Linked DNA regions of Homo sapiens: region 2 is linked to region 1. A link is an interaction called in ENCODE POLR2A ChIA-PET data of the cell type or tissue named here. Cell type or tissue: Caco-2. All regions are shown on one strand.

What was found. ChIA-PET counts read pairs that join two places held together with the same protein. Peaks named below come from ENCODE experiments on the same cell type or tissue, not always from the same donor. Only the 100,000 strongest peaks of a DNase experiment are listed, where the experiment ranks them.
Region 2: POLR2A ChIA-PET joins it to region 1 with 5 read pairs; 2 of 35 experiments call an interaction of 5 or more read pairs at or near these places.

What each region holds. Positions count from the first base shown.
Region 1 is chr12:109,306,101-109,314,100 of GRCh38, reverse strand. It overlaps FOXN4 (forkhead box N4), which reads left to right and starts at 4,817. Exons shown (of 10, transcript NM_213596.3): 1 at 4,817-4,982; 2 at 5,777-5,865. The coding sequence starts at 5,780. It also overlaps a transcript of MYO1H not described here. RefSeq lists a silencer at 1,401-1,601. In Caco-2, no CTCF peak of the experiment used is centred here; a DNase peak (open chromatin) is centred at 6,868; H3K4me3 peaks cover 1,809 bases.
Region 2 is chr12:108,742,221-108,750,220 of GRCh38, reverse strand. It overlaps LOC105369969 (a long non-coding RNA gene), which reads right to left. Exons shown (of 3, transcript XR_945328.4): 2 at 2,546-2,777. Among named protein-coding and RNA genes, the nearest start is that of CORO1C, 15 kb to the right of the region's middle. In Caco-2, no CTCF peak of the experiment used is centred here; no DNase peak of the experiment used is centred here.

The DNA.
Region 1 (8,000 bases):
CCAGTCTAGGCAATATGGTAAAACCCCGTGTCTACTAAAAATACAAAAATTAGCCAGGCATGGTGGTGCGCGCCTGTAATCCCAGCTACTCAGGAGCCTGAGGCAGAAGAATCACTTGAACCGGGGAGGCAGAGGTTGCATTGAGCCAAGATCCCACCACTGCACTCCAGACTGGGGAAAAAGAGCGAAACTCCGTCTAAAAAAACGAGAAACAAAAAACTCCAAAGAAAACACTTTTCATAAAGGAATGCCTGGACATATTGACTAAAACCATCACAAAATTAAATGAGGTTATTATAAAAGGATGGAAAAGAATTAAAAAAAAAATGCTCTTGCAACTTGCCCAGTGCACATTTGTGGATCATAGTCCATAACAGGCTTGATTTTGTTAGCTGCTATGTCCACTTTTCTGGGAAGTAGAACAGAACAGTGATGAACCTGGATCTGGGCTGAGGTTGTAGGATGATATCACAAATGTGCAAAGACATTAGAGCATTCCCTTCCCGGAAACATCCAAGGGTTTAGCATCCTCTTATTAAATAAGACATATGACAACAATAAGCATTTCTTCTGCAATCGCACTCCCAAAGAATGATCATACACATATCAGTCATGCTAACAGCAGCGGAGATCAATGACCAGTGTATTTTCATGGTCTCCTAAAGGGGAAAAAAATAATCTGTGCTCCCATCTTCTGAAGTTGTTGTTGGACATTAAATGGCGGCTCCACAGTGCCACGGAACTGTACATCTTAGGAAACCAGAATTCGAAATTACTGGCATGCACCTTGGAGAGGGGGCACTGGATAAACTCTCCTGTGAGAACTTGTGGGGTTTTTTTTGGTTTGTTTTTTTGAGACAGGTTCTCACTCTGTTGCCCAGGCTGGAGTGCAGTAGTGCAATCTTAACTCACTGCAGCCTCAACCTCCAGGGGCTCAAAGCAATCCTTCCATCTCAGCCTCCCAAGTAGCTGGGACTACAAGCATGCACCACCATGCCTGGCTAATTTTTTGTTTATTTTTTTTGTAGAGACAAAGTCTCACCATGTTGCTCAGGCTGGTCTCGAACTCCTGAGCTCAAGCATCCACCCGCCTCGGCCTCCCAAAGTGCAGGGATTACAGCCCTGAGCCACCACACCCAGCCTCCATTGAGAACTTTCTTATAAGAAAATATCACCTAGCTTTTAGGAATTGACAAAGCAAGGGAAAAAAGTGCCTATAAATCTCCAGGGTACTATGTGCCAGACACAGCCCAGGGTGCCATGGCCCTGGAGGGTTCTAATTTAATGGTTCAAGTTAAAAAAAAAAAAAACAAAACAAAACAAAAAACAAACAAAAAAAACCTTGGTATTTCTGCTTCATAGACATGCCCTGCAGTTCACTAGACCAAGCCAGCGGTCAGGGTCAAAGAAAGAGACCTGATCATTACTACAAATCACATATTCCAGACCTCACTCCCTTTTCCTCCTCACCATTGGAAAACTAGACCAATAAGCAAAGCAAAAGCCAAGGACTTGGGAAAAAGGAGAAGAAACGGTCATGACCTGATAATAAAACTGAACTTCTAGGCCGGGCCGTGGTGACTCACGCCTGTAATCCCAGCACTTTGGGAGACTGAGGCGGGCAGATCACGAGGTCAGGAGATTGAGACCATCTTGGCTAACACAGTGAAACCCCGTCTCTACTTAAAACAAAACAAAACAAAACAAAACAAAACAAAAAATTAGCTGGGCGTGGTGGCAGGCGCCTGTAGTCCCAGCTACTCGGGAGGCTGAGGCAGGAGAATGGCGTGAACCCGGGAGGTGGTGCTTGCAGTCAGCCGAGATCATGCCACTGCACTCCAGCCTAGATGACAGAGCGAGACTCCATCTCAAAAACAAACAAACAAACAAAAAAAAAAACTGAACTTCTTGATCAAATAAAACCTGCTTTCAGCTTGCCAAGTGAGTTAATACTCTTAATCCTTCAGTACAAACACTGTTTCTACACATTGCATGTGAGGAACTGGTGTTCCCAGTTATGACTGAGTTGATTTATAAGCTTATCAGCATCATGAACAAATATTTCTTACATAGCCATGGGCATCTTAGCTTTGAACAGACCATGCAGATAACAGATCAGGCAGATAACTACACTGCTTAACTATCAAACCTAAGCAACCAAGACGCAGATTAGAGCATTTTCCACTGCATAGAACTGGAAAGGAAAGCCAAAGCCACATACCTATTGCTTTTTCTTTCTTCTGCAAGATTTCTTGTATAATCGGAGGTCTGGTAAACTGGGTTTGTGTTGGGCCTCGTAGAAATCGTGCTAATAGGGAATCTGAAGAAATCAGGACCAATATAAGGCCTGGGATCCTCTCCCTACACCGGAGCAAATGATAATGTGTAATGAAGCTATGGACGCAGGTGAATTTCACATTCTTTCATTTAAACAAAACAAAACAAAAAAGGTGGGTATTGGCCGCCTTTAGCTCAGTGAAAGCATCACCTAGTACAGGTGTCCTCATTTGCTTGACCATAAAATCACCTGAGGCACTTATTAAAAAATAAAGATTCCTAAGCCTTGCATTTTATGGTTCTGATTTCACCCCAGGTGACCTACTACAATTGAAAAATGCCATGTATTTATATAAGGGAAAAACAGATTGATCTAACAAAGCGAAAGCAGTGTTTTTGTTAAGTTCCCTGGGTTTTGTAGCAGTAGGTGTTTTAGTGGCAATATTTTTACCAACCAGGCCTGAAGCAGTGAACTCAAAAATCTCAATTTTTTAATTAAATGGCCTCCCCAACACCCTCAACCTCCCACCCCACTCCTTTTTAGTGGGAGGGGCTGTCTTTTAGTGAAGGATTCTTGCTTTTCTTTTCCATATTTCATGAGTCTACAGAACTCACAGACTGGATGCCTTTTATTTTAAAAACTTTACTGAATCCATCAGCTTTCAGAAGAGACAATTTCTTTCCAAACCATTCTGAAGATATAAAATTACACCTTAATGAAAATGACTGTGACCTCACAAGGAGGTTGTCAAGTCACCCACGTTTCCTTACAACTCCAAGAAGGATTAACAGAAATAAACCCAAATGCTTTGAATGCTTACAACTTTACTGGTGAATTAATTATATGTCATTCAGGGACATTCAAAGCAACATAAACTATGTAAACCACTTTCCTAACCGGTCAAAACACACATTTTAAATACATGCTGGTCGCGGGAGATGAAAACTGAGAAAGTTTCATGACTGTGACCTCAACTAACATCTGTAAACTACATCTTTTTCCTCCCTAGAGAATGAAAGCTGATCTATTTACTCCTGGCAGAGAAGAAAGGAGGAAGGACGTCCAGGTGCTACCAGAAAACCATTTGTGAGGACATGGACCAGTGCCAAGGTCACAGCCCACCTGAATAGAACTTGAAATCCAGGCACACCCAGTCCAGGGGAGCCCTGAGTTCTTCCTGAACTTAAACACTGGGTTTAAAAAAAAAAAAACAGTCACAGGTGCGGGGACACTGGTCCCCTGCCTGCTGCGAAGTAGATAACGCGAGGACAGCCTCAAAACAACTCCAGACGCTTCGGGTGCCTGAGCCTCACTCGGTGGGGGCGGCGCAGAGGTCCACGTGCAGTACGCGAGCTGGGGAGGTGCGGGAGCCCGCGCTCTGCCCGTGCGCCGCCGACCCACTCACTGCCGCTCGGGGCTTTGGGTTCCCCCCATGCAAAAGGAGGACCATGCTATGTCATCAAGGGCTGATGCGAAGAAGAACCCAGAAGCAGGCGTCAATAAGTAACGAAAGAATGGGGGTAGCCGTGCCTAATATCGTTGCTGCCGTGGCAATTACTGCAACGGAGGCTTGAGAGTTAGGGCGCCAGAAACGCAAACTTTCCAGGGGACCAAACTCATCCAAGCCTCCTAAGGGGCCTGTGGAGACCTCTGCCCGCTCTGGGCCCCGCCGCCGTCCGCGGTCCGCGCCACCTTTCCCGCGGCTGGCTCCAGGCGGGGCGGGGCAGCGGCGGCGCGGGCCGGGCGGCGGGGAAGGGAGGGAGCGCGGTTGCACACGCGGGCCACTGCCCCCAACGGCTGCGCTGGGCTCGCGGCGCCGTACCCCGAACGCCGCAGCCTCCGCCTCCGCCGCCGCCGCCACCGCCACCGCCACCGCCGTCGCCGTCGTCGCGGCTGCCGGGGCCGCCGAGCCCCGCCGCACTCGCTCCGGGCGGGCTCACCCTCCTCGCGGGACAGGGGGGCGCAGCGCGCAGTCCCGGGGAGCCCTCCTCGCCTCGCCGCCGCGCTGGGCCCGGGCCCCCCCTCGCGGCCCCAGCAGGTGGAGGCGCCCCGCGCCCCGCTCCGCAGCCCCCTCCCGCTGCGCGCCAGCCCGCGCGGGCGCAACTTTCTTAAAGGGACAGGTGGACCGAATCCGCGTCCACCTGGGGCCCCGTCTCTGCCTCCCGGCCCGTCCTCCACTTTGGGGGAGAGAGGGGGTTGCAACAGATCTCTCCGCCCGCCCACGTCCTTTGCCCCAGGCGGGATTGCAAGTTTTAATGCACCCAGCCTCCTTTTGCAACTTAATTCCCTTGGCCGAAATCACCCTCCCACTGCTCCTCAACGCATGCTCTCGGGCATGCAGTTGTTGTCACTGTTGGCAAAGTTTGAAGAGGGGTCCCTACCCCTGCACTCCTCCGCCCCGCCCCCCTCACACACACCCCCCCCCCAGAACCCCGGGGCGTGCAAGGCTCGCGGCTGCTGGGAAACGCCCGCTGCAATCCCCTTGACCCTGCCCTGTAACTGACCCTTGGGGAAAAGCCCCCCGCACGGCTACTGCGCATGCTCTGAGCTGGACAGCTCCAGAGAGGGAAATTTAAAAACGGTTCGAGCTGCGACGGCGGCCAAATTGCGGAACGCGAGGGGCGAGCGCGAGGGAGCCCCCCTCCGGAACCCCTGCCCACCCCCGGAGCGCCGGCAGCGGCGGCCCCGCGAGGATCGGCTCCAGGTACCGCCTTGCAGGGTCGGCTTTGCTCCCTCCTCCCGGGCAATGCCGGGCATTGCATTTCCAGGGTAGAGACCCGGGCGCAGGGGCTGCGGGGCCGCCTCCCTCTGCTCCCTTTTCCTCCTTCCTGGGAATCCTTCGATGGCTTTGGGGGCGGAACTGAGGCTTTGGTGGGCTTTTATGTTGGTTCAGGCTTGGAGTTTGAGAAACTTAGGGAACTCAAATATTTTTATTATTTTTTTAAGGCAGTGTTTGTGTGTTGCGGGGACGTGGGTGGTTGGATTGGTTTTCCAGTAAGGGCTTGTGGCATTTCTGAAGGCATTTCAGGGCAGGAGCTTGCGGGGATTATTCCCTTTGCAAGTGGGAATTTGTTCCCCCAGAGAAATACACATGTCACATCCAGCTGCCCCTTATTTTGAAAGTGATCATAACCAAACTGAGGTTGAAAATATAAGGCTTGGAAGGAAATCGTTTTTCTGATTCCTATTTTGTGAGTCCACATTTTCCAGGTTTGACATTTGGATTCTAGAGCTTCCCTTGCTCTTCCCCCATTAATTCGAAAGAACCGGGAATTTCATTTCATTCTCTTCATTTGTTTCTAAAACGCTGTAGAATTGCCCTGGGAAAGTGACCTGAGATGCCCAGGAATCCTCTAGAACTTTTTTCTTTAAAGAAAAAAAAAGTGTTCTGTGAGTTGATTGTGCTCCATCTTTCTGAATTGCGGGAAAACTGTGGGTTTCTGCCCTGTCCATATCGTCGCTGATGGGAGCTTTGTTTTCTGCTTGTCTTTTCCCAAGGAGATGATAGAAAGTGACACCTCATCCATAATGTCAGGAATTATTCGAAACTCAGGGCAAAATCACCACCCCTCTCCACAGGAATACAGGTGAGGGCTCCAACAATAACAAACTATATATTTTTTAATTGCTCAAAGTGTTTGTATGCTGTTTATGGTTTCTGAAACTGCCCAAGAACTATTGTTATGTTCAATTCTGTGATTTTTGCGGGAGAGCTGGAAAGTCTTGATTTCAATGTTGGTCTTGCTAAGGGTGTCTGGGCCACAACCTGGCCCAGTGGGACCACGAAATGCCTGCTGTCTCTTGTCCCCTCCAAAAGAGGTCCGTTTCTGCATTTGATACTGTTTGGGCATCCTGGTGAATGTTAAGATGACAATAGCAGCTACTGCTTCCCCTCCAGTGGCCTTAATGGGGGCTGTGGGAAATGCTCCCCCACCCCCTGCCAAAAAAAAACCTTCTGGGAGGAATTGGGTTCTATCCTCCACAGATGTTAAGAAAGTAGTCAGATATGCTAAGTTCTCAGCCAGGCTGTGTGACATTCAGCAAGTCCTTTGCCCTGGGCCTCACTTCCTCATCATTTAATTGATCTTGTTGAAGTAGATGATCTTAAGGTTTCTTCTAGGCCTCATGTGTTTGAAGAGTAAATTAGATGGAAACTGAGGCCTTGAAACAGGGTGAAGCAAGGTACAACTGAGAGGATGCATGGAAGCCTTCAGAGCCCTTCTGTCTTTTTTTGTCTTCAAACATCATAGCCAAAAAGGCCTTTAGGAGGTCAACCAGTCTGCGCACCCCCTATTTTTTTTACAGTTGGGGAAACTGAGGCCAAGAAAGGGGAAAGGGCTTGTCCAAGGTCTCCAGGAGGGAAAAGGAGGAAAAGGAAGGACCTGGAGTCCCCTCCCGGCCTCTTTCCCCTTGAGGCCAGGGAGCCCTGACCTCGTTTCCAGGGCTCCCCCGACAGAGCAAGCAACATGTCTGTAGGCTGAGGGGGCACAGTCCAGATTACGGAATGGGGACAGGACCAGGGCTGGCCTGGGAAGAGCAGGCTGTCACCTCCTATCAGCCCTGTTTACCCAGGGTTTGTCTGGCCCCCCCGGGGTCACTGCAACTCACCAGGAGTGCCTGCTGGGACAGACCGCAGCCCGCAATTAGAGGGAGGCTGCTTCCTGAGGGCTGTGGGCCTGGAAGCTGCCTTCTGAGATCCAAACGAGGACACAGATTCAAACAGATATTTGCAGAGAGCCTGCTGTGTGCAGAGCTGGGGCCAGGTACGTGGCAGTTTGCAAGCACCTACTGTGTGCCATCCCCCATCACTCACCTCATCTCGGGAGGTTGCTCTGATGAGCCCTGTTGTATAGGTGAGGAAACTGAGGCTTAGAAAAATGAAATGGCTTCTCCCAAGATCACACAGCCAAGGGCCTCTAGGCTTCCTTCCAGCACTCTCAGGGTTTAAATAATGCCAAGTGATTTAGTGGCAGTGTAAGGGTTAGCAGCTTAGGCTCTCAAGTCCATTATAATCCCAACTTCTCTGGCTACGTGGAGCTCTCTGAGCCTCAGCTTCTTCATCTGTAGAATGGGGATAGAAATAATACCCACTGCATGGAGTTGTTATGACAATTTAGTAATCATTTTTGGCTCTGCCATTCACCAATTATGAGCAGATTCACCTGTGAACTTTCATAGTTTTGTGCAATGGGGATAGTAAAAGCTAGCTCTGGAGGGTTAAATGATATATGTATCATATTATCTATGAAGGCACCTGACACCCAGCAGGCACTGAATGTATCCAGGGTGAATCTACTTCTGCCCTCCTAGCTGCAAGCCTGGGCGAGCGCATCCTTCCTCCAGGTTGGCTTTAAGAGCTCAAAGACATTGAATCTTACTGTTGCCTAAAAGCGCCCCTTAAAAGCACTGGAGATAGGGGAGTCAGAGAGTGAGAACAATTGCTAGGATTCAGACACGTGCAGGTTCAAAGCCCAGCTTTAGGCAGGGCCGGTGACTTGCTTTTGTTTCTCATCTTTAAAATGGGCATGATCACAGCTCTTCCCTCATGCAGTTGCTGGGAGGATTAAGTAAATAAAGCTTGTAGAGCAAGAAACACATAATCAGTAGTTGCTGTTGCTGTTACCACTTAGTTACATTAGAGAGTCCAGCTTCCCGCAAGAGACGCGTCTATGGAGGGCTCTCACGGTGGGAAGTGGGGAGGAACTTGGAGGGTGGGAGAAAC
Region 2 (8,000 bases), 560 kb after region 1:
GGTTGCAGTGAGCCGAGATCATGCCACTGCACTCCAGCCTGGGTGACAGAGTGAGTCTCTGTCTCAAACCAACAAAAAAATTTAAAAACAAAAAAGACAATAACTTTTCTGATTTCCAATGACTGAATGTACTTTGCAGAAAAATTAGAAAATACAGAATGGAAGATATGAAAAATAAACTTACCCATTATGATGGTTAATTTTTTTTTTTTTTGAGACGGAGTCTCCCTCTGTCACCCAGACTAGAGTGCAGTGGTGCAATCTCAGGTCACTGCAACCTCCATCTCCTGGGTTCAAATGATTCTCCTGCCTCAGCCTCCTGAGTAACTGGGACTATAAGCGGGTGCTACCACACCCGGCTAATTTTTGTATTTTTAGTAGAGATGGGGTTTCATCATGTGGCCAGGCTGGTCTTGAACTCCTGACCTCAGGTGATCCACCCACCTTGGCTTCCCAAAGTGCTGGGATTACAGGCGTGAGCCACTGTACCAGGCCAGTGGTGGTTAATTTTATGTGTCAATGTAACTGGGCCACAGGATGCCCACATATCTAATTAAACACTATTTCTGGTATGCTTGGGAAAGTGTGTTCAGAAGAGATTAACATTTGAATCGGTGGACTGAGTAAAGCAGGTGGCCTTCTCCAATATGGATCATCCAATCCATTGAGGGCCTGAGAATAAAAAGGCTGAGAAAGGTTGGATGCGCTCTCCCTCTGCCTGTTTGAGCTGGGACGTCAGTCTTCTCCTGCCCTCGGAGCTCCAGCATCTCAGGCCTTCAGACCTGGACTGGAATGTCCACCATCGGGCCTCTGGTTCTCAGGCCTCTAAACTACACCACTGGCCTCTCTGAGTCTCCAGTTTGCAGATGGCAGATTGTGGCACTTCTCAACCTCCATATTTGCATAAGCCCAAAGTTTGTGGTGTTTTTTTTTGTTTTTTTGTTTTTTTTTTTGAGACAAGGTCTTGATCTGTCACCCAGGCTGGAGTATGGTGGCACGATCACGACTCACTGCAGCCTCAACCTCCCAGGCTCAAGCAATCCTCCCACCTCAGCCTCCCAAGTAGCTGGGGCTACAGCTGCGCACCATCATGCCTAGCTAATATTTGTATTTTTTGTAGAGACGAGGTCTCACTATGTTGCCAGGGCTGGTCTGGAACTCCTGGGTTCAGGCCATCCTTCTGCCCTGATCTCCCAAAGTGCTGGGATTGCAGGCATGAGCCACCATGCCTGGCTAAGGATTTCAGTGTATGAATTTGGGTGGGACACAAACTTTCAGACCATAGTGTACATTTTCACTGTATGTTTACTGCCACATATTTAATGTTTGTGTGCTTTTTTGGTATGACTTTTGTGTTTAAAATGATCCCCAAGTGTAGTGCTAAAGTACTGTCTATCTAGTATCCCTAAGCACAAGAAGGTTGTGATGTGCCTTATGGGGAAAATACATGTGTTAGATACACTTCATTCAAACATGAGGTATTATGGTATTGGCTGTGAGTTTGATGTGAATGAATTGAACATATATATATATAGAGATTTTTTTTTTTTTTGAGATGGAGTTTCGCTCTTGTTGTCCAGGCTGGAGGGCAATCGTGTGATCTCAGCTCACCGCAACCTCCGCCTCCCAGGTTCAAGCAATTCTCCTGTCTCAGCCTCCCAATTAGCTGGGATTACAGGCATGCATCACCATACCCGGCTAATTTTGTATTTTTAGTAGAGATGGGGTTTCTCCATGTTGATCAGGCTGATCTCGAACTCCCAACCTCAGGTGATGCGCCTGTCTCAGCCTCCCAAAGTGCTGGGATTACAGGCATGAGCCATCGCTCCTGGCCCAACAATATATATTAATCAACAATACTTTATATGGTGGCTTTGGCCAGGTGTGATGGCTCATGCCTGTAATCCTAGGACTTTGGGAGGTCGAGGTGAGAGGATCACTTGAGCCCAGGAGTTTAAGACCAGCCTGGGCAATGTGGCAAAACCCCGTCTCTACCCAAAACAGAAGAACTAGCTGGGCATGGTGGTACATGCCTATAGTCCAAGCTACTCAGGAGGTTGAGGTGGGAGGATCACCTGAACTGGGAGAGGTTGAGGCTGCAGTGATCCGTGATTGCTCCACTGCACTCCAGCCTGGACAACAGAGTGAGACCCTGTCAAAAATAATAATAATAATAAGGGGGGTGTCTTTAAACAGAAACACACATAAAAAAAGCTTGTATATTGATTGGTTGACTAAAATGTCGTGACCAAAAGCTTGCAGGCACCTAACCATGTATTTCCCCTAGGAGCAATGGTTTAGTATTTGCTAATTCAGTGTTCTTGGTGACTTTGTAGAATAAGTACCATGAATAATGAGAATTGACTCTATCTGTGTATGTGATCATGAGAATTACTTTAGGATACATTTCTGGAGTGAAATTATTGGGTCGAAGTAGAACACCTTTTCTGATGTCTTTTGGGTTTGTATCAGGTAGCTCTCACTGTGTAACAAACCTCCCCCAAATTCAGTGACTTGAAATAATATGTATTTATTATTTACTCACAAGTTTAAAGCAGGCTGGGAGGTTTGGTTGATCCGGATTGGGCTCGGTGGGTCTCTGCAGGGCTTACTCATGTTTGTGGTTGATGGGGTTTGGCTGGTCTAGGATAACCTCACTCATGTGTTGGAGTTGATGCTTCTCTTCTTCCAGTAAGGTTGCCTGGGCTTGTTCACGTGGCAGCATCAGGGTTCCAGGAGAGCAAGTGAAAATGTTCAAGATCTCTTGAGGCCTAAGCCTAGAAATGCCAGGATAGTTATTTCTGTTGCATCCTATTGGCCAAAGCAATTTAGAAGACCAGTCCAGATTCAAGCACTGGGAAACAGATTTTGTCTCTTGATGAAAAGAGCTGCAAAGATATATTGCAAAGGGCTCAAGTGATCCTCCCACCTCAGCCTCCCAAAGTGCTGGGATTACAGGCATGAGCCACTGTACCCAGCCCAGACGCTGTAGTTGTCTTTTTTTTCTTTTCTTTTTCTTTTTCTTTTTTTGAGACGAAGTTTCGCTCTTGTCACCCAGGCTGGAGTGCAATAGCGTGATCTTGGCTCACTGCAACCTCCGCCTCCTGGGTTTAAGCAATTCTCTTGCCTCAGCCTCCTGAGTAGCTGTCAGGCACTGTATTTTTAAGGAAACTTTTATTTTAGGATAGACTTTGATTTACAGAAAAGTTGCAAAATAGTACAGAGTTTCCATATAACCCCACACCCAGTTACCTCTGTATTAACATCTCATGTTTCTATTTTATGTATTTTTTTCATAGAGATGGGGTCTCACTATGTTGCCCAGGCTGGTCTCAAACTCCTGGGCTCAACTGATCCTCCCAAAGTGCTAGGATTACAGGCGTGAGCCACCGCAACTGGCCGATTTTTTTTTTTTTTTTTTTTGATCTGTCTCTAGGCTGGAGTGCAGTGGCGCAATCTCAGCTCACTGCAACCTCCACCTCCCAGGTTCAAGCGATTCTCCTGCCTCAGCCTCCCGAGTAGTTGGGATTTCAGGTACGTGCCACCATGCCCAACTAATTTTTTTTTTTTTGTATTTTTAGTAGAGACAGGGTTTCACCATGTTGGCCAGGATGGTCTTGACCTCTTGACCTCGTGATCTACCTGCCTAGGCCTCCCAAAGTGCTGGGATTACAGATGTGAGACACTGCACCTGGCTGCCTGGCCGATTTTTTTATATTTAATCAGAGTAGGAGCTGTGCAGATCCCTGAGCCAGAGGTTTTCTCTGGTGAATCAGATCTTAAACTTTTAATGGTTCCTCTTATTCTTAGACACGGAGAAGGTGGCACACTCTATCAAGAAGTAGACTCAGTGCAGTGGGGCCAGCAGTGTGGCCATGAGCAAGAGGCTTTACCTCTCTGAGCCTCAGTTTCTTCCTCTGTAAAATGGGGATTAAAAAAGCCATTTCACTGAGTTAATGCCTGGGAAGTTGGTATCACTGGCCTGGTGGGCGGTAAATGCTTAATAAGTACCAGCTCAACTGTGGTATTTATCTGTATTAAGGATCAGTAGCAGGTGCTCTCGCAGACATAATCTCAGATGAGCATCATTTCTCTCCACTGAAGAGATGAGGAAACAGAGGCCCAAAGAGGTGGCATAACTTGACCAAGATCACAAAGCCAGGAAATGGCAGGACTGGTCATCACACCAGGGCTTCTGGCATTAGCTCAAACCATCATGGCTACCATGCATGGACTCAGCCCCCAGCATATGGTGGGCCCTGAGCCAAGTGTGCAACCTGCATTTCCTCATGGATGTTCCCACAATGCCATGAGGTGGCATCAGAGAAGGCGGAATAGAGAGTAGGGACTTCCATTCCCATCAGGTGGTCATGAGGCCTCTCCCTGTGGTTCAAGTGGCCATCACATGAGGAGTGTGCATTTCTACTCCCATCTGACAGTAACGATGTGCTCCTCCTTCTCCCCCATCGGGTGCTGTCAGGGGAGGCAGCAAGGAGCGTTGGGACTGTCGCCACTGCCTGGGAACACTTTCCCATGATGTCAAAGGAAGACACATGGGGAACACCAGTGAGGCACTTCTACCTCTCCCAGCCAGGAAGGTATCAGCAGAGCAGGTGGGGAACCACAAGTCCCACTTCCACCCAGAAATAAGAGAAGTCTCCCACCCTGCCCATCAGCTTTCATCAGAGGCTGACTGGAGAACTTCCACCCCTCCTGGCATTAATGAGGAGGAACTCCCACCCCCACTCTGCTGTAGTGGTGTCAAGTAGCACCATATAAAATGAATGGAAGATGTATGGGAGGCCAAGATGGGAAGATTGTTTGAGGCCAGGAGTTCGAGACCGGCCTGGGCAACATAGCAAGACACTGTCCCTATAAAAAAAATTTTTTTAGGCCAGGCACAGTGGCTCACACCTGTAATCCCAGCACTTTGGGAGGACGAGGCGGGTGGATCACCTGAGGTCAGTAGTTCGAGACCAGCCTGGCCAACATGGGGAAACCCCATCTCTACTAAAAATACAAAAATAAGCTGGGCATGGTGATGCGTGCCTGTAATCCAGGCTACTCGGGAGGCTGAGGCAGGAGAATCACTGGAACCCGGGAGGTGGAGGTTGCAGTGAGCTGAGATCACACCACTGCACTCCAGCTTGGGTGACAGAGCAAGACTCCATCTCAAAAAAAAAAAAAAGTTTTTTAAAAGCCAGGTATGGTGGTACCTGTAGTCCTAGCTACTCAGGAGGCTTGTAGGAGGATCCCTTGGGCCCAGGAGTTCAAGATTACAGTGAGCTATGATCATGCCACTGCACTCCAGCCTGAGTGACAGAGCAAGACTGCATCTCAAAAAAAAAAAAAAAAAGTTTAAATGAGATCCAGAGTTTCATAACATAATACCTAAAATGTCCAGGTTTTGATTGAAAATAACTCACACAAAGAACCAGGAAGATCTGAAACCGAATGAAACAAGACAATCAATATGTGCCAATGCAAAGATGATAGAGATGTTAGAATTAGCTGACAATGTTTTTAAAGCAGTCATCATAGAAATGCTTAGCAACCAATTGCAAACGTGACTGAAACAAATGTAAGAAAATAGAAAGTCATCAGAATCAGATCTGATGTTTATTCTCTCTCTCTCTCTCTATCTATTTATCTGTCAATCATCTATCTATCTTCATAGTCTACTGGTGTTGTCATTTTACCAGTTCAAGTATAGAGTCTTATCTCCCTTATGTTTTCTTATACTCTTCTGTTTGTATTATAATTGTCTTAAATATTTCCTCTACATACATTTAGAACCAGATTAGTGTTATAATTTTTACTCTAACCATTGGTCATAATTTAGAAAACTCAGGAAGAGAAGAAAAGTCTGTATTTACTTACACTTCAGATGACCACGTTCTTTCTTCCCTCCTAATGTTCCAAGGTTCCTTCTTCTATCATTTCCTTTCTGTTTAGAGAACTTCCTCTTTCCTTTTTTTTTTTTTTTTTTTTTTTTTTTGGCAGTCTTGCTCTGTCATGCAGGCTGGAGTGCAGTGGTGCAATCTTGGCTCACCGCAACCTCTGCCTCTCAGGTTCAAGTGATTCTCCTGCCTCAGCCTCCCAAGTAGCTGAGATTACAGGCACACACCACCACACCCGGCTAATTTTTATGTTTTTAGTAGAGATGGGGTTTCACCATATTGGCCAAGCTGGTCTCCAACTCCTGACTTTGTGATCCACCCGCCTTGGCCTCCCAAAATGCTAGGATTACAGGCGTGAGCCACTGCCACCGGCCTCTCTTTCCATTCTTTTAGGGAAGGTCTACTGGTGACAAATTCTCTTACTTTTCCTTCATCTGAGAATGTCTTGATTTCCTCTTCAGTAGTGAAGAACATTTTCACTAGATATTGTTTTCTGGGTTGATAGTTCTTTCTTTCAGCACTTAAAAAATGCTGTCCTGGCTGGGCATAGTGGCTCATGCCTATTATCCCAGCACTTTGGAAGGTGGAGGTTGGAAGATTGCTGGAGGCCAGGAGTTTGAGACCAGCCTAGGTAACACAGCAAGACCCCGTCTCTACAAAAAAATTAAAAATTAGCTGGGCATGATTGTGCATGCTTGTAGTCCCAGCTACTTGGGAGGCTAAGGCAGAAGGATTGCTTGAACTCAGGAAGTCAAGGTTGCAGTGAGCTATGATCATGTCACTGCATTCCAGCTTGGGAGACAGAGCAAGACCCTGTCTTAAAAAAAAAAAAAAAGAAGCGGTGCCACTTTCTTCTGAGATCCTTGGTTTCTGATAAGAAAACTATTGTTGTTCAAATTGATTTTCTATGATAGGTAGGGTATTGTTGCTCTCTCACTGCTTTCAAGATTTTTTCTTTGTCTTTAGTTTTCAGAAGTTTGACTATGATGTGTGTTGGCGTGAGCTTCTGTGGGTTTATCCTGTTTGAGTTTTGTTTAGCTTCTGTAGATTTTTGGAATCTTTATTCCAAATTTGGGAAGTGTTTGGCCACTATTTCTTCAAGTACTTTTTCAGCCCCACCCTCTTTCTCCTGTCCTTCTGAAATTCTGATGTCACGAAAGCTAAGTCTTTTGTTATAGTCCCAAGGTCCCTGAGGTTCTGTGTAGTTTTTTGAAAGATAACAGAATAATCTCCAAACGCTTGGAAACTAAACAACACTCTTATAAGTAACCCATGTCTCAAAGAGAAAGTTTCAAAGGAAATTTAAAAAAACATTAAACTGAATGAAAGTGATAATACAACATATCAAAATTTGTGTCGTACAGCTAAACAAGGGCTGAGAAAGGACTTCATAGAACTACATGAAGTCTATTTTATCTTTTTTTTGGAGACCGAAGTCTATTTTCTCTCTATTGTTTTCAGATTGGGTAATTCCTATAGCTCTGTCTTCAAGTTCATTGATTTTTTTCCTCTGCCCCCTCTATTCTGTTGTTGAGTCCACCCATTGGATTCTTTTAGTTATATTTTTCAGTTCTAAATTTCCATTTGGTTCTTTCTTATATCTTCTATTTTTTGTGGATATCTACCTGTATATCTCTATCTATCCATCCATCTATAATGTGGTACCTAGAACAACTACTAAAAGTGCTATGCAAAGAGATACACTCAAAAACACTATAGATAAATCAAAAGAAACTCTAAAAATCCCACAGGAAGGCAGTAAGAAGGAAACAGAAATGAAAAATAGAGAGAACAAGCACAAGCACAAAATAAAACAGCAGACTTAAGCTCTAATATATCAATAATTACCTTAAATGTAAAGGGTCTAAACACACTAATTAAAGACAGAACTTATGGCTGGGTGCAGTGGCTCATGCCTGTAATCCCGGCACTTTGGGAGGCTGAGGTGGGTGGATCACCTGAGGTCAGGAGTTTGAGACCAGCCTGGCCAACATGGCAAAAAAAATTAGCCGGTTGTGGTGGCATGTGCCTGTGGTGGCGTGTGGAGGCTGAGGCAGGAGAATTGCTTCAACCCGGGAGGCAGAGGTTGCAGCGAGCAGA